7 separate regions of the Mus musculus genome follow, and regions 1, 2, 3, 4, 5 and 7 are each linked to region 6. A link is a loop called in an ENCODE intact Hi-C map of the cell type or tissue named here. Cell type or tissue: heart. All regions are shown on one strand.

Region 1 (4,000 bases), 500 kb after region 6:
GCGGCAATGAACCTTTGTCTAGGAGTCTTTTTGTGGACACGCATTTTCTTTTCTCTTAGGTAAATACAGATGCAACAGTAGAGTTCCTGGGTCGTATGCTTAGCACATATTTAACTTGTAGGAAATTGCCAAACTAGTTTTCAAAGTAGTTATACCACATTTTGCATTTCTACTGGCAATGCGAGTGAGCATTCATTCCTGTTGCCAGAACTTAGGACCTTGTACGAACCCTGCATCCTTCCACTTCCCCTCAGCCAGTCCCACCATGGCCGGCACTGCAGTGATAGGAATTTACTATAGAGGTAAACGTGTGGCCTGAGGGTTCCTGAGTTAATAAGAATCCCTAGTCAATTATTTTCTTAATCCATGGATTCTAGAAGTGCATTTTGTCCTGTTGACTCCTAGGTGAGATTGGATGGTTAGGACGACTGTAGATGCTGTCTGAGTTCCTCGGTGCTCCAGCACCCTCAACCTAGGGACCACATGGCTGGCCCACCCTGGACTCTGGGAGCCCAGGGCTCTGATCTGTGCTCTTCCTCTCCTGGTTAACTGCTTGCTGCTCTTCCTGATGATGTGTCATTCCAGAGAAACACACACGGATGAAAAGATGGAAGAGCCATGAATGCTGCTAATGCTTGCTGTGCTGTGCTGTGCCTTGGATGCTGGGCAGGTGGGGGGCTAGGGAACCCTAGGTATGGAAACAAGAGAACACTTGCCTCCATCCTGATACGTATTGATCCGTCAGTGCCGAGTGGCTCAGGGTGGTGAGCCTCTCCATCACCCAGTGTACCTTTGGGGTTGGTGTGCTCACGCACTATCCTCATTGGGACCGCTTCTGCACAGCACTCCCTTGGGAGACCTTCCTGCTCCTGAGAAGCAGATTCGGAATGAACGCTGTAGAGTTCACGATGCAGGTGGGCACCACTGTTGCAGGATATGTAACCACACTGTGGACCCCGAGATTGTGTTATTTATTGGAAAAACTTATTTCCAGTTGTGGTGTAGCTCAGCCCTAACACACACTTTTAATCCAGGAACTTTTTGCTTGAATACTGTAAACAAGATTTAAGTAAAATCAACCATAGGTCAAGAGGCATTTGACAGGGAGCGAATATGTGATTATTAACAAAAAGACATAGTAAGAGGGAGTCAGGAGGACCTGATAGGCAGATGCACAGGAAGTAGAAGGGAGGGACATTCGGTTTTGGGAGGTCCACTAAGGAGGAAGGTCAGTTGGTGCTTTCTCTGCCTGTCTGAGCTAGCAGGCTTTAACTCCAGCATCTGCAGCATCTGGCTCCCAAGTTTTCATTGGTAAAATTGAACAATTGGGATTTTGTTTAAAACAACACATCATACTTATGAGTTTTGTAGATCTGTGTGTTTTGGGGGATAAGTATAAGCCCAAAGATAAAAAATGCAGAGTGCAGCAAATGCTTAACTCGTGGTTGAAGACCACACAGCTACCGAAACTCCTGTGTTAGCTTACAGCTTCCTGTTTTGATTCAAGCTCCCCTCCAACCAACCCCCAGTAAAACTGTCCATGGTCACCACACCTACGAACCAAGGGAAAGTGATGAAAACCAGGTTTATAAGCGCCTCTGGGGTACTGTTGCTGGTCCAGTAGACAGACTCCTGAGTCAGGTTTCCTGTGTATTCCCAATTTCTGCCAGAGCTACCCAAACTCACAACATTGCAGCGAGTTTTCTCACATTAACCCCAAAAGTGCACTGGGTGACTGAGGGGTTCACAGTCACCGTGAGCCATTCAGCACTGATCTATCAATACAGGATCAGGCCCATGGCATCTTGTCTCTATGCCTAGGGTTCCTAAGCTCCCAACCCACTCAGCATCCAAGGGCGAAAGCACACACAGCACAGCACACACAGCACAGCAGTGACACACCCCAACTTCAGAATACACAGAACATCACACCTAGATATGACAGAACCAGGAATCTGACTTTCCAGAAGGTCTTGTGGAATTGGTAGTTAACTTTTACCCTTCTACAGAATTGGTTTTCTCTGGAGAGTACCATAGTGCCCATACTTTGGGTCATTGCATCACCTCGTGGTCATGACAGGAACTGCATCTTCTCAGAGTCCCAGTCACATTCCATAGTAGTTCGGAAACAATCTATTTGAAACCAGAGGAAACTCCTTTCATGGGTATTTTGTTCCCTATTCTAAGGAGGAATGAAGTATCCACCTATTGGTCTTCCCTCTTCTTGATTTTCTTGTGTTTTGCAAATTGTATCTTGGGTGTTCTATGTTTCTGGGCTAATATCCACTTATCAGTGAGTGCATATCTAATGACTTCCTTTGTGATTGGGTTACCTCACTAAAGTTTGGAGCTAAGACAAAAGGATGGACTATCCAGAGACTACCCCATCCGGGGATCTATCCCATAATCAGCCACCAAACCCCACACACTATTGCATATGCCAGAAAGATTTTGAGGAAGGGACCCTGATATAGCTGTCTCGTATGCCAGTACCTGGCAAATATAGAAGTGGATGCTCACAGTCATCTATAATATGGAACACAGGGCCCCCAATGGAGAAGCTAGAGAAAGCACCCAAGGAGCTGAAGGGGTCTGCAACCCTATAGGTGGAACAACAATATGAACTAACCAGTAACCCCCGGAGCTCTTGACTCTAGCTGCATATGTATCAGAAAATGGCCTAGTCGGCCATCACTGGAAAGAGAGGCCCCTTGGTCTTGCAAACTTTATATGCCCCAGTACAGGGGAACGACAGGGCCAAGAAGTGGGAGTGGGTGGGTAGGGGAGCAGGGCAGGGGTAGGGGTAGGGAACTTTCGGAATAGCATTTGAAATGTATATAAAGAAAATATCTAATAAAGAAAAAGAAAGAAAGAAACCAGAGGAAAAAAGTCTGCTAGATTCTGCCCTCCCAAAGCTGGCCAAGTGACGTGCAGAGCCAGGACAGCTTGGTGCCTCTCTCACATTTCACCGCTGTGGCTGAGGAAGGAGTAGTGTCCCTCTTGTGCCTCAGCTCCCACCGGCCCATAGACTAGGCTGCCATTCTCCTCTGTGGATTCTTTTACTCATCTTGCTCACAAGCAGCCTCTATTATTTATGCTCAGCTCACTGTTTTTCTGTCACAATATAAACAACCTTGGGCAAGCCGTACAAATTTAATCACTTGCTTCTGCAAAGTGGGAATCAGGCTCTACCGAAAACTGTGGGTCCAATGAAATGAAAAGCTGCATGTATACACATCTGATAAACTGTGACAAAACGTGTAAATGCAGTGCTCATCAGATAATACGTGTCTGTGCATAGCACTTCACACTTTGAACTTCCTTATTCGAGTGTTAGCAGGTCAGACAGAGCGGAGGGTGTCCGCAATCATGACCCATACCTACGTGCAGTGAACACTTCTCTCGCTGTGTTTACAGTCTAGGGAATGGATGTCTGTTAAAAGAGTGCATGCTCTCGTACGTGGAATCACATTTAATAACTTCACAACTGTCCCTCAAGGTGTGAGGGTGCATTACCAGGTTTACAAAAAGGTGCCATCTCGAGGGTCAAGCTGGCTTTCTTAGGGTCCCAGAGCAGTGGCTGAGGGGATGGACTGGGGATCATTTGACATGGTCTAGGTGCTTCCAAACGTTCTGAGTGACAGGCCACAGTACAGGACCCACTCACGTGTCAGCACACTGTTGAGATAAAAACCCCAACAGAGGGCAGTGCTGACCCCACACCTTCAGCGGATCCTCACTCCCGCTCACCTCTCATTACAGTGACTCACAGCCTCCCAGTCAATCTGGAAGTAGAAGGTTCTCAAACAACCTCCACTAGATAACAACCTCCCCTGCAAATGACTGTTGATTTCAAATGGACAGTAAGGATCTAAAAGAACAGGTAAGAAATTAGGAAGCTCCATCAACAAAAACAGACTGTCTGCCCAGACAAATTAGTTATTTCTTAGGTTTATATCTTTTCCCTTGGTAGTCAGTTCTCATCCCTCACGATTGCCGA
Region 2 (4,000 bases), 740 kb after region 6:
GGACCCTGAGATGCTCATATTGGAGAAACAGTGTCCTTAGGGGACAGAGAGGGGGACCAAGGGAAGGCTTCCTGCATAGCACGCCACTGCCAAGCTTCTATAATCTCTGTCTGAACTGCTCTTTCCCATCTTAGCCCCCATGAGAAACAAGTCAGCAAACTGGGAGTGGTCTAGGGAAGTCAGGAGCTCAGTGGGCAGCTGTGTGCAGGCCTCACTGGCACTGTCAGCAGGCATCCTGTGGATACAGTCTGTCCTGGAGGTGTGTGGAGGAGATCCTATGTGGGGAAGAGAATGAAGAGGCGGCACTCTCCCTGCCCGCAAAGGCTGCTGTCCTCAGGCAGAATAACGGGGATGAAAGATCGAGAATGACCGGCGTTCATGTGGATGCCCATATCAGAGTGACCGGCAAAGCTTGGTCCCACCCCTGAACACTGGCTTCATACAGTACTCAGGTTGAGCTGCCAGGTCTCGCCATTCCTGAGAGCACTAGGAGGAAGTGAGGCTCGAGTTGAGTTCAGCCACAACCTCCTGTCCACCTGACTGAGGAAGGTGGGCTCTGAAGAAAGACAGGGCCTATCTGTCCACCCCCCATTCCTCCCCTACCCTGTGCAAGCACTGGGGAGCATAGAGACACTGGGAACAAGGAGTGAGACAAGATAAGAGGTGAAAATAGCAGGAGAACATCAGTCAGGGCAGGAGAGATGCTGAGGTCCGGGGTGGCTGTGATGGGTGGTCTCAGACAAAGGAAGAGAGCCCTGGCTGGGGTCCAGGAGGAGCTTCCTGTCTGCTTGGGCTACAGGCACACTGGGAAGTGGGGGTTCAGGCAGCCTGGTACCTCACGCATGTGCTCTGAACATGCTTGCTGGGTGCAAACAGCCCAGGCCCCCCAGAGTTTAAATGCATATGTGCTTCCTGGCTGGGAGCAGGAAGCGCCCTCTCTCCTAGACCTGCCCTGGGGCCCAGCGGGAGCTCAACCCAGCCCTGCAGACACAGCTGCTGAGGCTGCTGCCACTTAAGGGCACAACAAAAGGTCACCACCCAGGTGGACAGCTCTCTCCTTGAGACTGCTGGGTCTCTCAGGATCCCATCAAATGCTGACGATCCGATAACGCACCAAGGCCAAGCTATGCTGTGGGCTCCAGGCCCCGATGAATGGCTGCAGCGCCACCCAAATGCATGCCAAAATCTCAGTCCCTAGTGCCACAGCCTAACCTCATCTGAAAGCAGGGCTATTTCAGATGGCACTAGTTAGGACTGAAGTCAGAGAGGTACAGTTGCTATCTTGGCTTCAAGACATACATTCAGAGAGGGAAGGTGACAGCAAGGACTAGGTGGGTGTGCACTAAGGAGCTGAGTTTGGGAACAGATCTAGCTCTGGAAGGGGCTCGTGTGACAACACTGAATGCTGGACTCTGCTCTCCAGAGCAGAGAGACAAGAAATCTTAGATGAATTGTCTAGTTGTTCCTTGTGACAGCCCTCCCAGACCAGGAGGGGCATGAAGACATCTCTGCAGAAGCTACCCTGAACACTGGTCAAGCCAGGCTCCCAGCCGTACATACAGTATACAGAAAGCCACAGCTAATATCCATTTACGTCCCCATGCCAGCTTCAGTTGTGTCGAAAGCCAGTAGCGCCATGCCTGGAGAGGTGTACTCGGACAGACAGACAGCCACACCGAGGCTTACCACATTCATCAGGTTCTCATGGTCCCCGCTATGCTGCCGTGGCTTCTTCTCTCTGAAAGGGAGAAGAAAATACCATTCTGATGTCAAATGTGTCCCTTAAAGTGAAGTGGACACCATACTTCCCTAGCCTAACATTTATCAGCTCCGCCTCTCTGGTTTTATTAACCAGGTTAATAAAACTAGATCAGAAAAAGTCCTGACCTACAGCAAAGGCTGAGCCCGCTTCTGGCACACCCCTTCCCAGAGGGTCAAGTTCACTACGGGAGACAGCGGGCTGCAAGCAGGATCTGTCTGTGCCTGGAACACTCAGATGACAGACACTGCCTTTATTCTTTAGCAAATCCTAACAATGACCTCATCTTCTCCCTTAAGAGTCTGTGAAGTCACGTGCCGTAAGGGATGAGAGAAAATATGGGAGATACTACTTTGGCACATCAGGGAGGTGACATTCTCTCAGGATGAGTCATAGGTACTTCCAGTCTACGGAAAAGTCTGCCTAGTAAAAACAGAATGTGTTTTACACAGAACAGGCTAAAGAAAGCCATTGGTTGTAAAGACCACATTTCTATCTGTGGCGAGAAGAGGGTGACACCTAGCGGGAGAGTGAGTCATTACAGTAGCAGATTCTTGAAGTTTTGGGGAGCCAAGTCTAGTGTCTCTAGGCTTGTCCTGTCCTTCAAGACCTGAGTCCTTGCTTGGCAGGGACTAGGAGAGGCTGCAGAGGCCAGAGGGCATGGGTTTCTCTTTTTGACAGATTTTAGAATGGGATCCAAATCGAGAGAGTTGAGTATGGAGCTGGCTAAGCTGGTTCCCACTGGCTCCCAGCTAGACCAGAAGGCTGCACCCTGCATCATCTCTGACAGTTCTGGGCATCCGTCTTGGTTACAAAGAACTTCACTTCTCCCTGAGCCAAGGGAGACAAGTATAATGCTGAAAAAAAGAGAAAAAAGGCTTCCATTTTCAGTGAGCCTCTCTTGTAGGAAATACAAGCCTATGTCTTCCTAAAGGGCAGTTTATCACACACAGTTTTACTAATATGTGAGCTCTCCAGGCCACGCAATAGTGAGCACCCTCAGTGACTTCCCACTGTGGCAACAGGATGTAGTACCTCACACTTAGATTTCAGTATGCCCATGGCCAAAGACAGCACACAAAGACTGTGCTCAAAGAATTGCAGAATTCATTCCAGACATTTAGATAGGAAGGGCTCTTTGCTTTGCCCTCCAGGAAGATCAATAAGCATTTTCAATTGACGAATGAAGAATGCCCTTTGTGACCAACCCATGAATGTGGGCCAGGGAGGCTCTTAATAAAGAGGCTCCGTGGGACACAGGGAAAACAGCAGGTTTAGGCTCTAGAACATGCATGTTTGTTCTAACCTGTCGCAAGTGGAACACAGGAGGACGAGGAAGGTGATGAGGAAGAACATGGCCACGGCAGCCAGACTTCCCCACAGGACCATCTGCATCTGCATCTGCCCACTGCTCAGTACGCTTCCTGCAGGGCCCATGGTGGGAGCTGGGGTGACCAGCAGGTGGGGTCAGTTCTTCATAGGAGATCACATGGGTCTAGAAGGCTTCATCCTCCTGCAGAGAGAACGACACTACACGTTCAGAATCCCTTCCCGGGAAAGGCTGAGCAGTCCCGATATCAAGATCCCAAACCAGAAAGAACCCTGACCTGATTGCTGAGTGCTGCTGTGGTGCTGTCAGAAGCTTGAAATGCATGTGTGCTGAAACCATGTAAAATTACGGTTGTGTACGAGGAGACTCCGACAGCCACAGGAATGCCACGCTCACACCTGTGTCTTCTCTCCAGGTTAGCTACCTCTATTTCAGAATCTGAAAGGTCTCTAGCAGCACTTCACATAAGAAACACAGAGCCTCCCTGTCAGGAGCAAGGCCTCACAGCCGCCAGGGCGATGTTCACAGAAGGTAGGCGTGCCTGGAACCTGGCTGGCTCTCTTCAAGTCTGTGCTGTGATGTTTGATTTCCTCACATGGGATTTGACTGGGGATGCACCAGTGTGTAGCAGAGCATCCAAAGCAGTGGGTAGTTTATCATCTTAGTATGAGGAGTCAATAAAGACTTCCAGCACCCCAAAGCAAGCAAAATATGCTTGTTTGCGTTAATACGCCTTAGCCAAGGCAGTATGAAATGTTTGCTACACATGTGTATGTGCGTACGTAATTCCTAACTTTCAATTTTAAATTCATTTTTATTTATATAGGCGTTTGTGTGTGCGCGCGCATACATATGTATGTGCCCCATGGGACAACTGTGGAGGCTGTCAGGCGTGGTGGTGAGCATCTTTA
Region 3 (4,000 bases), 98 kb after region 6:
CCTCTCCTCCTCCGCAGTCTGCTCTTCACCCTGAGGCCAGAGGAGACAGCCCAGCCCCTCGTGATGCCCACCGCATGGTGCTTCTTGTCATTTGGAAAAATCAAGGCTCCACATGACAGCCCTTCTCTGCTCTGCTAACGCTGCGACCCGGTTTCTTCTGGCAGCTCTGAGAATTGAACCCAGGGCTTCACTCATGGTAGGCAAGCAGCCTACCTAACACTAAGGTACACCCTCAACCCGTGTTTTACTTTAGACTTAAATGTATTTGTTTGTTGTTTGGTGTGTGGTGTGGGTGCACTGTGAGCACGAAAGCATAGAGGGGATGTCTGGTGTCCGGTCTCCTCACTCGCCGGGGCGTTCCCTTAACGCAGGGTCTCTCCCTGAATCTCCACCCTCTACCATGATGGAGTTCTAACACAAGCACAATAGGCTTTGTTTTGTTTGCTTTCTTCTTCTTTTTCCTTTTCGCTTTCTCTTTATTTTTCTCCTCCTCCTCCTTTTCCTCCTCCTCTTCTTCTTTTTCTTTTTCCTCTTCTCCCCTCCCCTCCCCCATCGACTTCCTCGGGCTGGCCATCACCTCCTGTCTCCAGGTCTCCACAGCCACATTGATCCTCTGGCTTCAGGGATGCTGGTAGCACCAGCTGGAACGGAGTGCAGAGACACACGTTTCTCAGCTTAGCTTTGGCGTTAGCAGGGAAGGAAAAGAATTCACTGTCAGACTTTAGATGCACATGTACATCTCTGGTGCTGAGGTTCAAAGTGAGAGAGGCTTACCAGGGAAGAGCATCCTTATACTTGAAGTAAGAGATGCAGTTAGTATGCATGGCAGATATGTTAGCCTAAAATGTGACATAATCAGTAAAATACATAACATAAATAATGCAATACTTTGTATGTCTAAGATAGCGTGCTACATCTGGCAGGCAGCTGGCATTTACAAACAGGGACTCAGAGGCTCAGCAGGTTGCCACTTCAGGAAACAATTCCCAAGACCTGGGCACTGCTCCCTTAAAGGGCACAGCACCAAAAATATCACTGCAAAAGGCAATTAGAAAATGAAAGCTCAGCCGGGCATGGTGGCGAATGCCTTTAATCCCAGCACTTGGGAGGCAGGCGAATTTCTGAGTTCGAAGCCAGCCTGGTCTACAGAGTGAGTTCCAGGACAGCCAGAGCTACACAGAGAAACCCTGTCTCGAAACAAACAAACAAATAAACAAACACAAAACAAAAAAGAAAGAAAGAAAAGAAAAAAAAGAAAATGAAAGCTCTTTCTCTGTATTGCTTTCAGAAATGTTCTGGAAAGCTCTGGAAGGGATTCTGTGGTGAACTGTGGTGTCATTTATGGGCCAGCTTCATCTGTAATACTAGGCCATCACATGCAAATGGCATCTCTGAATTCCCGGGCTGTGCTATCCTGGGAGGGGAAGGGGGGCTGCTGCTAAAGGCTGCCGCTAAAGGAGAGTATGATTTGAGTCTCAAGCAGGCTGCTACCAGTCAGCACCATACAGCGCCAAGTTGGCCAGTGTCAGAGACAACCATTGCTGTTATTGTTGTTTAGGTAAACATACAAAATACCGGGGTTCACCATGATATCTTCACTCATAGATACCATGGTCTGTTCTTATTTTCCCCTCTCTCCACCATTGGTTCCGTTCTTCCCTCAGCCAGCCGAAGCCTCGCTTTCTCTTTACATATATCCGTTATCCTTTCTTCATCTCTCAGTTGCTTGCCTTTATGGGCTCAGCCTCTCCTCTCTGCTTCCCCTCTCTAGTTTAATGGCTTGCAAACAAACATAGATGGCACATACATATATGTACACACACATAATTTTAAATTTCTGTTCTGTGTTTCAGAAAACGCACATTCTTTCTGAGTCTGGCTTGCTCTTGCTTAACATAAGGATTTCTGCTTACATCGATTTTTCTGTATCATGATTTCATTTTTCTTTACAGCTGCATTTTAAAAATGTGGTTATTAACTATGTCCTAACCTTTGTAGAGTCTAACCAATCCTGCCCCAGGTAATTGTTTGTAATATCAAGCCTCCTGCCTGTAGCCCTCCACTTCTTCCAATATTTAATGCGTAGGAACTCCTTTTTCAATGTCTGCCTTCCAGGCGCTCCCTGGAAACTGGTGGCGCCGCATCGCCCCCTGCCGGCAAAGTCTCAGAAACCTCCTTCTAGGTTGCCTGGCTCTTTACCGCGCGCGAGAAAGAGGCCACGTTTGACAGGTCTCTTCTGTGCTCTGTCGCTGGCCCTGAGATTCAGAGTCAGGAAAAATGGAGTCTTAAGCTAGATGTCTTGGTTGAGGCAGTAATCCCATCACTAAGGAGGTTTAGGCAGGAGGATCCTAAGTTCAAAGCAAACCTGGGCTGCATAGTCAGGCCCTACCACAAACAAAACCACTATCCACTGCCATTGGTCTTTGGAGATGTTTGTTTCCTTCTGGGTCTCGTCCCCTTTCTTTCCATCAGGGTTTCACTGTGAGAGAGAATGTCAGTAACATTGATACGGAGGGTTAGAGGAGGCTTCAAATGGGTAACAAAGATGAGAGAAAAGATGAGAGACAAATCCAGGATATTGTCACTTGCTGTAAGGAAGAGAGCAGGCATACAGGGAAAAGATAAACCGGGAGGCAAGTCAGTACAGCGGAAGGTGCTTGCAGGGCATATAAGTGAATGATTGGCTCTGGAGCTGGAAACTAAGCACAGAGCCCACGCATGCAAGCACTGGCATTCCCGCTGGGCCACACTTCCAGCCCTGGGTTTATTTCTGAAAAAAAAATTTCTTTATTTCTAATTTGAGAGGGGGAGGGGAGGGGGAGGGGGAGGGAGAGGGAGAGGGAGAGAGAGAGAGAACACGTTATTCTTCCGAAATCTCACCATTTTCCTTTGAGATAGATCTTTCATTGGCTGAAGCACACCAGTTTAGCTAGGCTCGAAGGATCGTCCTGTGTCCACCTCCCCAGCACTGGGTTCATAATCTCACTATGCCCGCCATTTTTCTACGTCGGGTTCTGGGGTTTGAACTCTGCTCTTTGAGCTTGTGAGGCAGCCGAGCTGTCCTTTAAGTCTCAATATGCAATTTTTGCTTTTGTGATTTGTCCCCTCGAAACTGCCCGATGTCTGTTTTGTTTCCTTGTTTGATTTTTGCTATTTTGAGTTAGCATCTCAAATTGTCAGACTGGCCTTGGACTTACTGTGTAACTGACAATGGTCTTGAAGCTCCTGCCTCTAATTCCAAGCACAGTGTCACTGCTGTGAGCCACCACACCTGGCTCTGCCCTTTTCTTAACTACAATTGTTTGTTTGATAGGTTTTTATTTTCCGTGTTCCTGTGCCTACTTGACATTTCCTATTTCCTTCTTTAAAAGTATCCTTTTCTTCTCTTCTCTTCTCTTCTCTTCTCTTCTCTTCTCTTCTCTTCTCTTCTTTCTCTCTCTCCCTCCCTCTCTCTCTCTCTCTCTCTCTCTCTCACTCTCTCTCTCTCTCACTCTCTCTCTCTCTCTCACTCTCTCTCTCTCTCTCTCTCTTTCTTTCTTTCTTTCTTTCTTTCTTTCTTTCTTTCTTTCTTTTTCTTTGTTTTTGAGACAGGGTTTCTATGTATAGCCCTGGCTGTCCTGGAACTCACTTTGTAGACCTCGAACTCAGAAATCTGCCTGCCTCTGCCTCCCAAGTGCTGGGATTAAAGGTGTGCGCCACCACGGCCGGCTAAAGTGTCCTTTTCTAAGCTGGGTAAGGTGGTAATTCCTGTAATCACTTGGGATTTGGAGAAAGGAGGGTTGGGAGTTCAAATACAGCCTCAGCTACAAAGCAAGCTTGAAGTCAGTCTAAACTATATGAAAGCCTATCAAAATTAAAAAAAAACTTTGAGATTTTCCTATTGTATTTAAATATTTTCACTCCTCCTTCATCTAGTTTTACTACATGTATTTTCATTTGCATTCTTTGTCTTCATTTTGTAATTCAGTATCTAATCCTTTCTCATCTCTGAATTTTCACA
Region 4 (4,000 bases), 70 kb after region 6:
CTTTGTGTTAGCGGCATTTTTTTCTGTTTTTGCTTGTTTGTTTGTTTTCTAAAGACAGGGTTTCTCTGTTTAGTCCTGACTGGCCTGGAACTCGATCTGTACACAAGGCTGGCCTTGAGCTCAAGAGCTCCACCTGCCTCTGCCTCCCAGTGCTGGGATTAAAGGCGTGGGCCACCAACAGGCAGCTGCAAATTATGGCTCTGTGCTTTTGTTTTCGTTTTGTGAGAGCATTTTCTCAATTGAAGTTCCCACCTTTCCGATAACCCTAGTTTGTGTCAAGATAGTCACTGTTTTATTCCTGTGAAGAGACATCATGACCAAGGCAACTCTTATTTTAAAAAGCATTTAATTGGAGGTTTGCTTACAGTTTTAGAGGGTTAGGTTAGTCAATGGTCATCATGGTGGTAAGCAGCTAAGCAGAGTAATGGAGGGGTAGCTAAGAGCTTTACGTCCTCCACAGGCAGCAAGCAGAGAGAGAGCGCGCGTGCGTGCGTGCGTGCGTGCGTGCGTGCGTGTGTGTGTGTGTGTGTGTGTGTGTGTGTGAGAGAGGCGTGTGTGTGTGTGTGTGTGTGTGTGAGAGAGAGAGAGAGAGAGAGAGGCGTGTGTGTGTGTGTGTGAGAGAGAGAGAGAGAAAGAGAGAGAGAGAGAGAGAGAGAGAGGCGGATGCAGGCACACTAGGCCTTGCCTGCACTTTTGACTTCTCAACACCTACCTATAGTGACACATGTACTCTAACTAGGCCACACCTGATTGCATTCCTGAAGCTAGTCCCCAAGGCCATCAATTTAGCCACTCCTTCATCCCGAAGCTGACTACCAAGGTCCAGCTATCAAAGTATTGAAGTCCAGCAATCAAAAGCCTCCTTTGACCACCTAATTAACATGGCCCATTAAAAGTAAACATCTCATCCTCATATGGGGTTCCCCCTTCCCTTTATAAACTGTCTATCCTGAGGCTATCCCCCCCCCCAATATCCTGCCCTTTCTTCCTTGTTCCCTCCCCTTCTCCCATGTCTTCTGTCTCTTATTCCCTTTCTCTGTCCCTCTGGGGCAAATAAATCTCCTCTATGCTGAGAAGTTGGTCCTGAGCAGATAGCAATCACTTCACATCGAGTCATCACTCAGATATCGGCCTATAGGATACCCTCCCTTAGTCCGGGTCTCGCCCTTTCCGACCTTCCGGCGCCAGCCTTCTTCATCCAACAGTGACTAACTGAACTCCTTAGATTTCTACACCTGATACACACAGTCCGTTCAGTTCGGTGCGGTTGGCAAGCTTTCCTTTCGCGTCTTGTGGCTGTACTGCTAGAATTCAGCATTTGCTCTTAGCTGTCTGAAAACCCTGTTGACAGGTTTCAGATTCCTTCATGGATCCCCATGGAGTCTCTCTGGGTGAGGGAGTCTAGGTGATGATACCCTCTGTCCCAGAGGTCGCTCTTTTGGGACTCTTCAGAAACATGGAAAAGCCCTTTCTCTCGACTTCTGCTCACCAGCCTCTGCTAGTGATAGAGACGCTCTCCTCCATCTGAAAACTGTTCATTAATGGTGCACTTTAGCACCGAACAAAAACACCGGAATGCGTCCCTGCTTTCTCTTCTGCCTTCTACGAACACTCAGTGTGACTCCTCCACTCTCTGAACTTTTCCAAACCTCATTTTAAACCTTTGTGCCTGTCCTATTTAACCTTCTGCGAGCTGCATGCATACTGCCAGCCACAGAGTCACCAGCTGAAGTGACGCCGGCCCAGGCAGCCCTGCCCCCTGCTGTGCAGCCAGTGCCTCTGCAAGAGCTCGCCCTACTTTCAGCCTCAGCACTGTCCCCACAGGACACGCCCCTTAGGTCCGTGCTGCTACCGCAGGCTCCAGCCTCCACTGCCTGCAGCTGCTTCACTCCCGCAGTCCTGTCCCCCAGTCCTGTCCCCCAGTCCTGTCCCCCCCTAGGAATTAGAGCTTCCTTAGCATGTCTGGGCCACAGGTAGTGTTTTCTCTTAGGTCCTTCTAGGCCTCTGGACGTCGCTCCAGCCCCGAGCTTCCTCCTGGAAGTCCTACAGTTTCTTTAGGTCCATGTCTGGTCTCCTGAGACCCCACCACCACCCCCCACGTCCTCTGCCACTTGTCCCATGGGTATTTATGCCTATTTTTCCTGACCAAATTATTAATAATATCCCCTTTTACGTTCCATGTTTATTTGATAAACCATACAGATAACCTTCATATATCACAAGTTCAAAGTCATCTCTGAACTTTTGAGACCCTGTTTCAAAAACAAAACCAGGGCATTTGGGAGGCTGAAATGCCTGGAGTTCAAGGCCAATTGGGATAACATGGAAAGATGCTGCCTGAAAGAAAGGAAGTGGGGTGGGGAGGGGAGGGGAGGGAAGAGACAGACAGAGAGTAAGCAAACAAGCATGAAAGAGACCCATATAAATCTCATTCATTCTGGGCAAAGTTTTACACAGGAAAACACACTTAAAATAAAAGATTTATTTATTTATTTTATGTCTATGAGTACACTGTAGCTGTACAGATGGTTGTGAGCCTTCATGTGGTTGTTAGGAATTGAATTTTAGGACCTCTGCTCGCTCTGGCTGGACCCACTTGCTCCAGCCCAAAGATTTATTTATTATTATACATAAGTACTCTGCAGCTGTCTTCAGACACACCAGAAAGGGCGTCAGATCTCATTACAGGTGGTTGTGAACCACCATGTGGTTGCTGGGATTTGAACTCAGGATCTTCAGAAGAGCAGTCAGTGCTCTTACCCGCTGAGCCATCTCACCAGCCCCCACTTTTTTTTTCAGCTTAAAAATACTGTCTTTATTCAGAACCAGAAAGAATTTAAAAATTACACCATTATGAAAGTTTAATATAGGTAGACCAGTCTGCACAGGTCAGCTCACAGACTGCGGAGGGCAAACAAGCAGACTGCAGAAGCAACACAGTTTCTGGGACAGACCCCCATTTCGGGCTCCAGACATCGGGGCACCTTCCCCACCAGAGGAGAGGTGGCCTCCTGGGAGGGCTCTGACTCCCAGAGCAGGTGAGAGAGCCATCTTGTGTCTGGTCCCTCGGAGACCAGTCTGTGCAGGTGAGCATGCAGACTGCAGAGGCAACAAATCTTCTGGGACAGGCCCTGTTTCAGGCCTTCATCTTCAGCCAGGAGGCAGGTCTGAACACCAGACCTCTGTGCACCTTCCCTGCAAGAGGAGAGCTTGCCTGCAGAGAGTACTCTAACCACTGAGACTCAGGAGAGAGCTGGACCCCTAGGACTGCTGACAGAGGCTAACAGAATCACAGGAGGAACAGGCTCCATCCAGCCAGAGACAACTATAACAACTAACACCAGAGATTACCAGATGGTGAAAGGTAAACGTAAGAATCTTACCAACAGAAACTAAGATCGCTCACCATCATCAGAACCCAGCACTCCCACCTCAGCCAGTCCTGGATACCCCAACATACCCGAAAAGCAAGATTTGGATTCAAAATCATATCTCATGATGCTGGTAGAGGACTTTAAGAAGGGCATTAATAACTCACTTAAAGAAATACAGGAGAGGCCGGGCGTGGTGGCGCACGCCTTTAATCCCAGCACTCAGGAGGCACAGGCAGGCGGATTTCTGAGTTCGAGGCCAGCCTGGTCTACAAAGTGAGTTCCAGGCAGCCAGGGCTATACAGAGAAACCCTGTCTCGAAAAACCAAAACAAAACAAAACAAAAAAAGAAATACAGGAGAAAACTGCTAAAGAGTTACAACTCCTTAAAGAAAACAGGTAGAAGTTCTTAGAGAATTATAGGAAAACACTGCTAAACAGGTAAAAGTCCTTAAAGAGGAAACACAAAAATCCCTTAAAGAATTACAGGAAAACACACCCAAACAGGTGATGGAATTGAACAAAACTGTACAAGATCTAAACATGGAAGTAGAAACAATAAAGAAAACCCAAAGGGAGACAACTCTGGAGATAGAAACCCTAGGAAAGAAATCAGGAGCCATAGATGT
Region 5 (4,000 bases), 280 kb after region 6:
CTCACTTTAGAATTCATCAATTTTATTTCATATACAAAACTTCATTACACCAGGTACCAAAATTAAGGCGAATTAAGTCAAAGTGGCTTTGAAAAATCTAAATCGACACAGCTCAACACTCGTCTTGGGCTTAGTTCAATCAGAAGTGTTAAGGAAACTGGGCATGGGGCTCTCACCTTTAATCCTAGCCTGGACTAAGGCAGGATTGCTGTGAATTACAGGTAGCCTCATCTATACAGTGCTTTCTAGGACAACCAGGGACATAGAGTGAGACCTGTATAAACAAATCAAAAGTTCCATTGAGGTAAGTTGGGCATGGTGACAGACCCAGGCTGGAGAGTTCAAGGCCAGCAGGCTACATAATAATGCTGTCTCAAAAAAAAGTGTTAGCAAATATTAATTTATAACACTGAGAAAATGTGCTTTAAAAACTTGTGTGCATGGGCATTGTTCCTGCAGGTATGTCTGTCTGTGCACCATGTGTGCCTGGTACCTGAGCAAATCCCCTGTTGCTGCTATTACAGGCTCTGAGCCTCCATACACTTACACAGGCAGTCGCCATACACAGGCTCTGGGAACTTAACTCTTGAGTCCTCAGACACAACAGCCATCAATCTGAATTTTAAAACTTGAAAGATGAGAGACCACCATTTATCAACTGCTCTCTTCACTCCACTCCCACCCCAAAAGGGAAACTCCAGGTGGGTGGATGTCTGTGGGTTCAAAGCCACTCTTGCCTAGTGAGTTCCAGGACAGCTAGGGCTACATAGTCTTAAAAAAAAAAAAAGAAAGAAAGAAAGAAAGAAAGAAAGAAAGAAAGAAAGAAAGAAAGAAAGAAAGAAAGAAAGAAAATTAGCCGGGTGTGGTGGCACACGCCTTTAATCCCAGCACTTGGGAGGCAGAGGCAGGTGGATTTCTGAGTTCGAGGCCAGCCTGGTCTACAGAGTGAGTTCCAAGACAGCCAGGGCTACACAGAGAAACCCTGACTCGAAAAACAAAAACAAAACAAAACAAAACAAAAAATTAAGAAAGGCAGGGGGAAAAAAAACAGGAAAGAAAGCCTGAAATAGGCTCAAACATACGAATTTTTAAATTAAGCTTGTGCAACATGGTGGTTCACACCTGTAATACCAGAACTCGAGATACTGAGGCAGGATCTTTGTGTGTATCCCTGGCTGACCTAAAATGTAGACTAGGCTGGCCTTGACCCTGTTTCAAAAATCGCTCCCAATAAATAACAGATAAATCGACCTCACTTTGTGAATTAATGAGTGTAAACGTGCTAATGTTTTCCAAATAGAGCATAGTTAATGGGGAGGGTGAGTTTAAGGGTTCTTAATTGGCAAGGCCTCTTTCTGAAAAACAAAAACAAAAAAGTAAACTAATATAACTTAGGGAGGTTCATTTCCAGCTTAGACCGATGTAATCACTCTAAATTCCATACGCGATGCCAAGAGCTTTTCTCAAAATCCTAAAAATTAATTCTCATCTACACACCCTGTCTTCGGAGCTGCACTCCCTTCGCGGCCGCACGCGGCGCCCGCAGCAGCTGACTCCTCCCCGTTCATGGGGAAAACCCTGCCTAATATTTATAACGCTATGACATACTGTAATACTCACAAGGTGGTTGTAGAAGTATAAACACGACTGGAGATATCTGATTGGCTGCTGGTGATGTAACACCCATGTCAATACTTCCCACTGAACGCACGTGTTCGACCTTTTATTTAAATTTCCATTTCATCACAGCAATAAGACACTCGGGGCGGTGCATTTTCTGCGAAACGATCGTCGCCCGGGGCCAGAGGTGCTGCCCGGCGTACACAAGGAGCCCAAGGAGGTGTCCTCGCGAGGGAGGCACCGCCTGGTCCAGTCTTTTGTGCAGGAACAAAATAAGTTCACTTCCTCGGGCACGGCCACCCACCCCTCCCCCGGCAGATGACAGGGCCGGGCGCGCTCCCACCGCACTTACTCCTGGAGTCCCAGGTGAAGTCGTGGCGAGAGCCGGGGACCGTGCGCACGGGCGCGCCGCGGCGAGCCGGCCCCTGACACCCGCCAGCTGTTTGTCCTGGCCGAGCCGGCCCCGCCCCGAGACCCCAGCCCGTGCCCCGCCCGCTTCCTTCCCGTGGCCGCACCCCCGCCCGCGGGCCCGAGCGGCCGGCCCCTTTCCCGGTCCCCGGGCGCCCCCGGCCCAGCCCAGCCCGGCCCAGCCCGCCCCCTCCCCCGGCCGGCCCCCACCCTCTCCCCCTCCAGCGGTTACTGCTACCCCGGTGCATTGTGGGCGCACGGTCCGTTGTTCATTTGCCATTCGACCTCCGCCAGGGCCTGGTCGGACGGAAACGCTCCGCCGGCTTTATTGTCGGCTCGCTATGTGGCGGAGCCTGGCGGCTTAGCGCGCCTCTCGCGTCCGCGCCTCGGCAGCCGGCGGCGGCGACACGACTCCCCCCGAGGACGGAGATCTGTTGGCGGGCCGGTGTGTGCGCGCAGCGCTGAAGCGGGGCAGCGGAGGGGCAACCGCACTCCTCCTCAACTTCGAAGGCCGCACGCGCCCGGCTCGCCGCTCCGCTGCCCGCCCACCGCTCCGCGCGGGACGCTGCCCGGAGCGCGGCGGGGCGCGGGTGGAGAGGACGCGGCTGGGACGGCGGCGGCAGTAGACGCGTGCGGCGGCCCGGGAGCGAGCGCGAGCCGGCGGGAGGGTGAGGCCGGGCCGGCGGGAGCGCAGCGCAGAGCGGCGCAGCGCAGCGCCGGGGGCGGGGGCGGGGGCGAAGCGTTGGGGGAGCCGCGGCGAGCGCGCGGGACGCGGCCGGAGCCCGGGCGCGAGCCGAGGCACCGGGCGGCGGCGGCGGCGGCGGTGACCGCGGCGCGCGCCATGTCGTTCAGTGAGATGAACCGCAGGACGCTGGCGTTCCGAGGAGGCGGGTTGGTCACCGGCGGCGGCGGCCCCACGAACAATAACGCTGGCGGGGAGGCCTCTTCTTGGCCTCCGCAGCCGCAACCGCGACTGCCCGCGCCGCCCGCGCCGCAGCAGCCGAATGGGCGCGGGGCCGACGAGGAAATGGAATTGGAGGGCCTGGAGCCCCAGGACTCGGAGGCCGCCGCCGGCGCGGCCGCCGCCGAGGACGTCAAGGAGTTGCTGCTGCTCCCTCAGGACACGGGCGGCCCCTCCTTGCTGGGCGGCGGCGCGGGGGGCCCCCTGCTAGCGGAAAGGAACCGTCGGACTCTGGCCTTCCGCGGGGGAGGCGGCGGGGGTCTCGGCAACAATGGCAGCAGCCGCGGCCGCCCGGAGACCTCGGCGTGGCCCCTCAGGCATTTCAATGGGCGAGGGCCGGCGGCCGTGGATCCGGAGCTGGACGCGCTGGAGGGGAAGGAGTGGATGCAGGACGGGGCGTCCCTGAGCTACAGCACCGAGGAGGAGGGGGCGAGCCCGGGCGATGGCAGTGGGGCGGAAGGCGGCAGCTGCAGCAGCAGCAGGCGGTCGGGCGGCGATGGTGGGGACGAAGCGGAGGGCAGCGGTGTGGGAGCTGGCGAAGGAGAGACTGTCCAGCACTTCCCGCTCGCGAGGCCCAAGTCCCTCTTGCAGAAGCTCCAGTGCTCCTTCCAGACCTCTTGGCTCAAGGACTTCCCTTGGCTGCGGTACTCCAAGGATACCGGCCTTATGTTCTGCGGATGGTGCCAAAAGATCCCCGAGGATGGGGGCGGCGTGGACCTTACCCAGGTGGGGCATGATGAGCTTTCGCGAGGGACCCGCAACTACAAGAAAACCCTGCTCCTAAGGCACCACGTCTCCACCGAACACAAACTCCACGAAGCCAACGCCCAGGTACCGTAGATCCTGCCTTTGCTTTTCGACCACATCTTTTGGGAAAGGTTTATCAGTGGGGAAGACTAAAACTAAAGTAAAGAAGGGGGGAAATTAAGATCCTCCGGGGGAAGACTCACTTCGTTCCGATCGAGAGAGGTTCGCGAGAGCTTATGCGTAGGGGTTTAGAAAGCCTGGAAA
Region 6 (4,000 bases):
CCAAGCAAGCATCAGGGGAGCCTCGGGGCCACAGCAGGCCTTTCCATTCCCTGAATGGCTACTGTACTGGCTGGCTGTGTGTCAACTTGACACAGCTGGGGATATCACAGAGAAAGGAGCTTCAGTTGAGGAGATGCCTCCATGAGATCCAACTGTAAGTCATTTTCTCAATTAGTGATCAAGGCAGAAAGGCCCCTTGTGGGTGGGACCATCTCTGGGCTGGTAATCTTGGTTCTATCAGAGAGCAGGCTGAGCAAGCCAGGGGAAGCAAGCCAGTAAAGAACATCTCTCCATGGCCTCTGCATCAGCTCCTGCTTCCTGACCTGCTTGAGTCCTGACTTCCTTGGTGATTTTGAACAGCAGTATGGAAGTGTAAGCCGAATAAACCCTTTCCTCCCCAACTTGCTTCTTGGTCATGATGTTTGTGCAGGAATAGAAACCCTAAGAAAGCTACCTAGCCCAAGGAAGAGCTGGCCCTGCGCAAAAGGTATTTCCACAGGGCTGTCTGGAAAATACTTCAAAATTGGCATTATTTTCACCCAAATCTCCCAGTTTTGACCTCACATGGATTCTAGTCAGTAGTACATGGAGAGCTGTCCTCTGCCACACCCTTCTGCGACCTGCCAGGAGTGCTCTTGAGGCCCCAGGGTGGCCATCTTCCGCCTTGTCTGTGTCTTTTCCTTGAAGAATTCCTGACCACTTAGATCATTAGCTCTGAAAAAAGACCACCTGAGTCCCCACTTGATCTCCTGTTTCAGATGTGGCCCAGAGATACTGAGTTGTTCAGGTGTGCCTAAGGGTAGCTAGCTGACCGGAAGAGCCTCAATCAGTACCATCCCTAACACACTTACTGAGCAGCAGAAGACAGGGACCTTCTCTGGAGCCGAAGCTGTTAGACACTGATGAGAGGGGCCAGGGCGTCTTCCCACCACGTGCCAAGAGGGAGAGCCCAGTGACCCGACTGGGAAAGAAAGGAACGGTACCACACAATGCGAGCCCTGCGTGTACAGTGATCCCAACGAGTATGCTCCTCTTGGGGCTGGAGCCAGTGTCAAGGGCTCTGGGTACTCACTGCCTCTTTTCTCACTATCATACAACTGACACTGGTTTCCAACCAACTTGATTTTCCAAAGTTTTAGTGTTGGTTGGTTTTGGGGTGCTATGGATCAAACCCACAGGCTTGCACACCCTATCACCGAGCTGTGTCACCAGCCCTTGGTTGATTGTTGTTGTTGTTGTTGTTGTTGTTGTTGTTGTGAGACAAGGTTTCACCATCTTGCACAGGCTGGCCTCTAACACAGAGCATCCTACCAGGGCCTCCTGAGGGCCTGGATTGCTGCCTGCACCACCTCAGCTTGTCCGATGTTTTCTCAGACTTGATTTTCCTCTATAGATTTACCTCTCTACTTTACCTATCTTTTCTCTATATTTTATACTTATCTGACTCATTTACCAGTTTGTCGTAATCTACACGCTATTACAAACAGTATACTTAAGAAGATGCTCATTTTAGACCATACCTGAGAAACAACACAACTGCCTTCTGAGTGGATGGCTTAAATGCTAAAAGGAACAGGTGTGTGCAGCAGAACACACACAGATAGTAACATGGCACTGGGAAAAATACATATTTACCACGGAACATAACTTTTTAGTTTTTACATTCTGTGAATTTGTGTAAGAGTTTCACTGCGTATATATCTGTGAACATATGCATTTCTGGTGCCCGAAGAGGTGTTGAGCCTCCATGGGAGTGCTGGGAACAAAACCTGGGGCCTTTACAGAAACAGCTGCTCTTAACCACTGAGCAAACTCTCCAGCCCCAAGAAAATACTCTTGATATATTTGTAATCAAACAATTTCCTTAAAGATGTACTTCTTCTTATGTCATATGTATCAGTGTTTTGCCTGCATGCATGTCTGTGCACCACATGCATGCCTGGTGTCCACAGAGGCCAGACGAGGGCACTGGATTCCCTGAACTGGAGTTGTAGAGGGTGGTGGCCCAGGGTTCACCGGAAGAGCAGTCATTGCTCTTCCCTCTGAGCCATCTTTCCGGTCCTGACAAACCTGTTTTAGGAAGCCAGCCACCAAAAGAACAACCTCAGACACTCGCTCATGCAGAGCAGCACCTGAAGAGGGCGCCCAAGGACAGTGCAGAAATCTACGAGGAGTAGGGAGTGAGGCGTGTGCTAAGGGCCTGAAACCTTAAGTTTCCCAAGCAGAAAGGCAAGTAGGGCAAAGAATTATAAAGAAAATCCAGTTTCTGTCTCCCTGCTTGTGCACAGCCTAGTGGGTCGGAATAGTCCCTCTATATGTGAGCCACGTATGTCCAAAGTTAGGACCTTTTATGGCAGGCCCCTGAAAGGTACCTCAAGGTGAGAGTACAGGGCTGCCCAGAAGGAAACCAATGCCAGAGACATTCATTTAATTCTGCCCTTAGAGAGCTCAGGGCAGCATTCTTCAAAGAAACCATCAACCTTGCCAAAGCTAGGTAGAGACTATAACAATGATCTGTATTATAGAAGACCAAACAGTGCTAACTAAATATTACACTTAATCATAGAATTTGTCCTATAATGAAGGAAGAAAACACCACATCTTTGACCAGGTATGGCAGCACCAGCCTGAGAGCGATGCTTTCATTCTGGAGGCAGAGACAGAAGGACCATGATTCCATAGCAGCCCGGGATACAGAGTTCAAAGTCAACCTGAAGTTCACACTGAGAGTCAGTCTCAAAACAAGTGCTGGGGATGTAGCTCAGTGGTGTGATACTTGCCAACTGCATAAGTTTCTGAGTTTGATATGCAGCACCACAAAAGACAAATAGACAGGCAGGCAGGCAGGCAGGCAGGCAGACAGACAGACAGATCTAAAATTGGAAGTGCCCACAGACTACTGTTGTCTGAGAGAACAGCTGCCCCCACAACCCCTGGAGAAATACTGAAGTCTTGAGAGATCTGGCGCCTAGCATATGCAACTTCCTTTCAGATGACTTCGGAAAATAAGAGTACTGTGTGTGTGCACATACCCATACACAATGAGGAAGCAGCCAGAGTCAACTTCAACTAGTAGCTGATGAGCCATCTGAGAGGAGGCCTTGACTTCCCAGGCCTTTGTCACTTGGCTAGGGAACACACTGTGGGCACACTGGGTCCTAGGTAATGTCGTGTCTGTGTGAACATCAGAGTGCACTAAATCTCACTTACAGATGCGTGGACCCATTGTTATATTAGGGACCTAGAGGGAAAGAGTTTTGGCTCACAGATTTGGTGAACTCTCTCATCGTGCAGGCTGCCCAGCTTACAGCTGAAAGCCAGGAAGGAGAGAGAGAGAGAGAGAGAGAGAGAGAGAGAGAGAGAGAGAGAGAGAGAGAGCGCTGGGGTCCCATGATTCCCTTGAAAGGAACACTCTCCATGACCTGGTGTCTCCGTGCGGTATTCAACGCAAGAAACCTTGGGGACACTCCAGAGCTGAAACGCTTCTGTTGTTAGCTGGCACACTATCTGGCCTGCGTCTCACCAGCACCTTCTACACAGATACGCTTGGACTTACGGGACTGTGTAGCCAAAGGAGTTTGGCTATGGCGTGTGTTTGTTCTCCTCCGACAATGATGATTCACAAACTGCTATGTAAACATCTACCTGCCTACCTTCCTGTAACTATTTCTGAGTCTTGAATTATAAAAGTACAAAGTGCCTAGAAAAAAGGGGTGAGAGCTAGTCTAAGCTGTTAGTGGTGTGAGCTAGTCTAAGCTGTTAGTGGTGTATCGAGAGCACCGTGGTCTGATGGGGAGATTATCAGGAGATAAAGAGATTGCCGAGCTGAAAGTTGCCAATTGGCTGACTTCAAAGAGTGCTCAGCAGAAATCCAAAACCTCCAACTGGCAGGCTTGAGAGGAGACATAACTGTCATTAGGAAAAACTTCCATGCCACTTACAAAGCTATTCCCGGCCCCTGGCGCCCTGGACGAAGCCGCCCTCCCTGAGAAGTGGAGTT
Region 7 (4,000 bases), 380 kb after region 6:
AGTTATTTTTCAGTTTATATCTTTCTTTTGAAGTTAATTATTACTACTGTGTGTGTGCCTGGTGTATGTGAATGGGCAGGGAGAGGGTCAGAAAACAAGTTTGGAGAAGGTGGTCTCTCCCACAGCAGGTGCCTTTACCCACGGAGTCACCTCCGCAGCTCACTGGATGTCAGTGTCTTTCTAATCCAATCTAGCAACTGGGCAGAATGGAGAAACCCGATTACCTTGTAGGTATGTCCATTGGGGCTTCATGTGGTGTCCCTCTAAATGCAAAGAAAGCCCCATTTCTTTCTTTCTTCACAGTGGTAGTCAAGGAGCCCAGCAGGGCTGGCCAGTGACAGAAAGGTCTCTGTCAGGTCTGTCCTGCCTCTGCCATTTGGTGCTGCGTGGATCTGTGAACCTGGACAGGCTTTCTTTGAACCCTCTGTAAACTTCAATTTTCTCATTTACAAAATGGGATAATATCAATTTCTGCCTTCTAAATGTAAAGGATTGTAAACTGATGCCCACAAATTACTTAAGATGGCTTTTGTCAGAAAATGTCACACATCCACTCTTTGGGACTCAGCCTGCGAGTCCCACATGCAGTTTAGAGTTCTGTAAATAGAATTGTAAGTTCGTTTACGTGTTTCATCTTTTCTTTTCGGTCAAAAACAATGTTGAAACTAGATGGGCTACCACAAACCCACACAGGAGCTTGCCTGCGGCTTGGGGTAGGTGACTAACTTGGCAGGAGAAACTAAAGCTCTTTGGGGTAATACCTGAAAACCAGAGTTGTGTTTCTGCATTTTCAGAACAAACAGCAAAGCGAAAGTCTTGGCTGCATCCACAGAACCTGTTCTTTAGGGCACGGATTTGATTGGTGGTTTGCTTTTTTGTTTTGGTTTGGTTTTTTTTCCAACCACGTTCTCTGCTTGAAAGCAAATCCTATTTATGGCTAGCGCTGTTTTTTCAATTAGGTTTATTTTCATTTTCCCATAGGCCATGTTAGCTGAGAACGTCCAGAAGTTTATTTGTTTTTCCTTTATGTCTTATGATGGTTTTAAAATAAAACACACAGCACTTATCTGTGAGATTTCTTTTGAAATACCGGTGTGTCCGAAATTAGTTTGTTTGCTCCCTCCCCCTCCCACCACACACAATCACACATACAGTACCACCGTGCATGTAAGCGCAAAAATGCTGTCAGAGTGTAATCGTGGTCCGTTTTCGTAGAAAACTTAAAGCAGGGTCAGTCCCGTCTCGCTAATTTAGGACTGTGTGTGTAAACTAGCGCTTAGCAGGTCAGACTTAAAAACGATGACACCTCTAGGACTGGCTTTTTCTAAAAAATTTACGCTGAAAATTAGAAAACCGTTTTTCTGACTCCAAGGTTAACATTAGTAATATGTTCTCTATACCAGGTCCCATGTTTGGGGGGAATGGGGTAGGAGATAAACTCATAAACAAAAGCCCACATCGCTTAATAGTTTTGTAATGGAAAAATATTCTCTGGTGAAATAAATATTTCGGGGAAACGACCTGGGCCCTCCGGATGGGGAGCGCCCACCCTCTCCGCTCTGCCTGCTGTGGGCGGTAACCGGGTGTCCTCATCCTAGGGAGATTGCTCTGCATGAGTCTGGGGATCCCTGGGTCTGGAAGCGCGTGTGCAGCTGCACAGAGACTCTGTCCCCGGGGGAGGTGGTGGTGGAAGGAACCTGGGCTTGCCCCCTGGCGCCTTGAGCCCACTAGGGTCCCTGGCGTCACCGCGCCGTTGCCTGCTCCTCCCCTCTCCGCGGACAGCAGCTGCGGCCAGGGATCCAGTGCAGAACCGCCCTGACTGCGCCCTGTTCCTCTCTCCAGCCACCCTCCCTCCCAGCTCCTATGCGGACTCCGCTCCCCTCTTCCCACCCCACCCCACGCCCCGTCTCCACGTTCCCCACCTCTCCCCCGCTGATCTACCTCTCTCTCCCCTTCACTCCTTCCCAACTCTCTGACTGCTCCTTCATCTTTTGTTTTTCCTCTACTCCCCTTCCTTCTTTCCCAGTGCCGGTCCCTTATTTACTTCACCCTATCTTTCTTCATTGCTAACTCCCACCGGTCACCGAACCCCTTCCCCCTCTCTCTCCTGCAGCAAACTATCCTTTCTAGTCCCCTCTCCCTGCTTCGTGCCCCCTCTCCTGTTTCCCTCCGGCCTTCTCCCCTCCAGCTCTGGTTTTGTGGCTCTCCCACGCTGTTGCTATGGAGTCGCCCAAGGCTGCTGGCCTGGCGCTAGCTGCCCTGAGGCCCCAGGAACAGAGCAGTGACTCTAGCCAACTCTGAGGCGCCGCACCCTTTCGGGGGTCCAGGAACAAAGCGTGCCCCGCCCTGCCCAACTGTGTGAGGCTTCCATGAGACCTTCAGGCGCCCCAGGCCCTGGGGCTTAAGACCACCTATAATCTGATCGCCTCCAGCCTCTGCGGGCGGGCGGGACCCTGGGACCAAGGTGACAGCTGCACTCTCCAGTGCAACCTACCTTCCTGGTCCCTTGAAGACCACTCTCTCACGCCCACCCTTGGAGGTGTCACTGGGGCCGGCCAGATGGCCCTATTTTATAGGACTGACCCCTTTTGTTGGGGGTCTTAAGAGCACCCAGGCCAATTTACATAGGAAAATGGGGTTTGTGTCCCCAATTCAGTGTAGTGCCCTGACAGCCGGTGGCCTTGTCTTTGTGTAAGGACCCCACAGCCTGTTGTTTAAAGTGGCTTATGTGTGCAGATGTGTGAATGTGAATAGAAATCACCAGGAAGCAGTAGCTCCCGTCTTGCTCCCAGGTCCTGTAGGAAACCTATCAGGCTGGGTACTGATAAACCCCTGATACCTCTGATGCTCTTCCACATCCCATAGCTGATTGTTTAGGTCTGATTCCTAAATCTTTGGAAGAAATCTTAGGAAGATTCCCGAAGTCTTTGCCATTTGCATTTAGGTCCTTGCTTGGGAAAATTGTAAGGCTGTACCTAAGAGGAAGACAACTTGGACTTTAAAAACGTTCTTGACGAAAGATCTAATCTAATTGCTTGTCTTGATGCACTCTGACTCAGCTGTTTGAGGATATGTGCTGGAGCAGGCTGAAAGCTATCATTTGTTTGGTTTGGAATCACTAGCTTAAACATGTGTACTTAAGTGGTGGAGTAAGAGGACACAGAGAAATTTCTTATTTTATCAGCAAGGAATTTGAGTCACAAGAGTTAAGACAATTTTCCCAAGATCACACAGCTCTGCAGGGTATAATCCCAGTGGTCTGAGCCCATGAAAGTCGACAGAAAAAAGGGTCTGGGCTGTGTGAACTCTACTGACATCCAAGCCCCAGGAAGCTAAGGGAAGATGGCCTTATGTTCAAGATCAACCTGAGCTACACTGACTTTGTCTCAAAAACAGACAAAACCCCAAACCCAAAACAGACAAAAGAAGATGACGGGGAGAAAAACTTATAAAAGTCTGGGACCCCTTGAAGCACTTCCATCAGCTGCCTCCAGTTCCCACCAGGTCCCCGAGGCCACCAGCTCGTTATGTCTTAGGAGAATTCAAAGGACTTCTCTCTTCAGCCTTTGCAGCTTCAGGTGGCTTTCTCCATCTGTGTTGGAAGCAGTCCCACCACTACAATTGTCAAGAATCCTGTTCTAGGACCCATTTCTATCAAAATGATTATTTTGTGACAAAATAGCTGAGAGCCCCTTCTGTACCCCTGTGGGGTAGAAAGTGGTGCTAAGGACTGGCTTGGAAAGGTTCTGGACAGCTTAGCTGCTCTGTACCGTGCATCAGGGACTATGGTAAAAGGATTCTGCTGGCTAACCTTCCAGTTCGGTTCTATTGCTGCCTGAAGCCCTGAATGAGTTTATGGTGCTTTAGTTAAGAATGCCTCTGCGAAGGTCTTTAGCTCACTGTACCTCAGTATGTTAAGAGGCAGGTTGAGGGGCTGGAGGCATAGCTCAGTAGTTAGGAATGGTCACCGCTCTTAGAGATAGATATTGCTTTACTTCTA

Evidence for each region. A loop is a pair of places that touch in the nucleus more often than their neighbours do. Peaks named below come from ENCODE experiments on the same cell type or tissue, not always from the same donor. Only the 100,000 strongest peaks of a DNase experiment are listed, where the experiment ranks them.
Region 1: it touches region 6 in a loop (4-fold over the local background); 19 of 42 quality-filtered maps call a loop at or near these places.
Region 2: a loop joins it to region 6, with 6 times the contacts of the local background. A loop is called at or near these places in 18 of 42 quality-filtered maps.
Region 3: a loop joins it to region 6, with 7 times the contacts of the local background. A loop is called at or near these places in 41 of 42 quality-filtered maps.
Region 4: it touches region 6 in a loop (5-fold over the local background); 23 of 42 quality-filtered maps call a loop at or near these places.
Region 5: a loop joins it to region 6, with 2.0 times the contacts of the local background. A loop is called at or near these places in 10 of 42 quality-filtered maps.
Region 7: a loop joins it to region 6, with 3 times the contacts of the local background. A loop is called at or near these places in 7 of 42 quality-filtered maps.

The regions. Positions count from the first base shown.
Region 1 is chr3:9,464,445-9,468,444 of GRCm38, forward strand. All of the region lies in intron 4 of Zfp704 (zinc finger protein 704), which reads right to left. Among named protein-coding and RNA genes, the nearest start is that of C030034L19Rik, 63 kb to the left of the region's middle. In heart, a CTCF peak has its summit at 2,070; no DNase peak of the experiment used is centred here.
Region 2 is chr3:9,703,018-9,707,017 of GRCm38, forward strand. Pag1 (phosphoprotein associated with glycosphingolipid microdomains 1) reads right to left here. Exons shown (of 9, transcript NM_001195031.1): 4 at 3,066-3,272; 5 at 1,687-1,738. The coding sequence starts at 3,196. Among named protein-coding and RNA genes, the nearest start is that of Gm33169, 42 kb to the left of the region's middle. In heart, no CTCF peak of the experiment used is centred here; a DNase peak (open chromatin) is centred at 2,134; H3K27ac peaks cover 828 bases.
Region 3 is chr3:9,065,108-9,069,107 of GRCm38, forward strand. It overlaps 4930539M17Rik (RIKEN cDNA 4930539M17 gene), which reads left to right. Exons shown (of 3, transcript NR_040597.1): 2 at 18-224. Among named protein-coding and RNA genes, the nearest start is that of 4930539M17Rik, 5.1 kb to the left of the region's middle. In heart, a CTCF peak has its summit at 2,160 (motif pointing left); no DNase peak of the experiment used is centred here.
Region 4 is chr3:9,036,730-9,040,729 of GRCm38, forward strand. No RefSeq gene overlaps it. Among named protein-coding and RNA genes, the nearest start is that of Gm46832, 11 kb to the left of the region's middle. In heart, a CTCF peak has its summit at 1,764 (motif pointing left); a DNase peak (open chromatin) is centred at 1,802; H3K4me3 peaks cover 1,091 bases; H3K27ac peaks cover 1,145 bases.
Region 5 is chr3:9,248,261-9,252,260 of GRCm38, forward strand. Zbtb10 (zinc finger and BTB domain containing 10) reads left to right here and starts at 2,307. Exons shown (of 6, transcript NM_177660.3): 1 at 2,307-3,820. The coding sequence starts at 2,870. In heart, a CTCF peak has its summit at 1,532; DNase peaks (open chromatin) are centred at 1,771, 2,011, 3,381 and 3,541; H3K4me3 peaks cover 2,891 bases; H3K27ac peaks cover 2,058 bases.
Region 6 is chr3:8,966,717-8,970,716 of GRCm38, forward strand. It overlaps a transcript of Tpd52 not described here. Among named protein-coding and RNA genes, the nearest start is that of Tpd52, 4.6 kb to the left of the region's middle. In heart, no CTCF peak of the experiment used is centred here; DNase peaks (open chromatin) are centred at 2,115 and 3,085.
Region 7 is chr3:9,345,339-9,349,338 of GRCm38, forward strand. No RefSeq gene overlaps it. Among named protein-coding and RNA genes, the nearest start is that of Gm41997, 3.5 kb to the left of the region's middle. RefSeq lists an enhancer at 1,417-2,956. In heart, no CTCF peak of the experiment used is centred here; DNase peaks (open chromatin) are centred at 1,723 and 2,283; H3K4me3 peaks cover 2,096 bases; H3K27ac peaks cover 1,112 bases; H3K27me3 peaks cover 551 bases.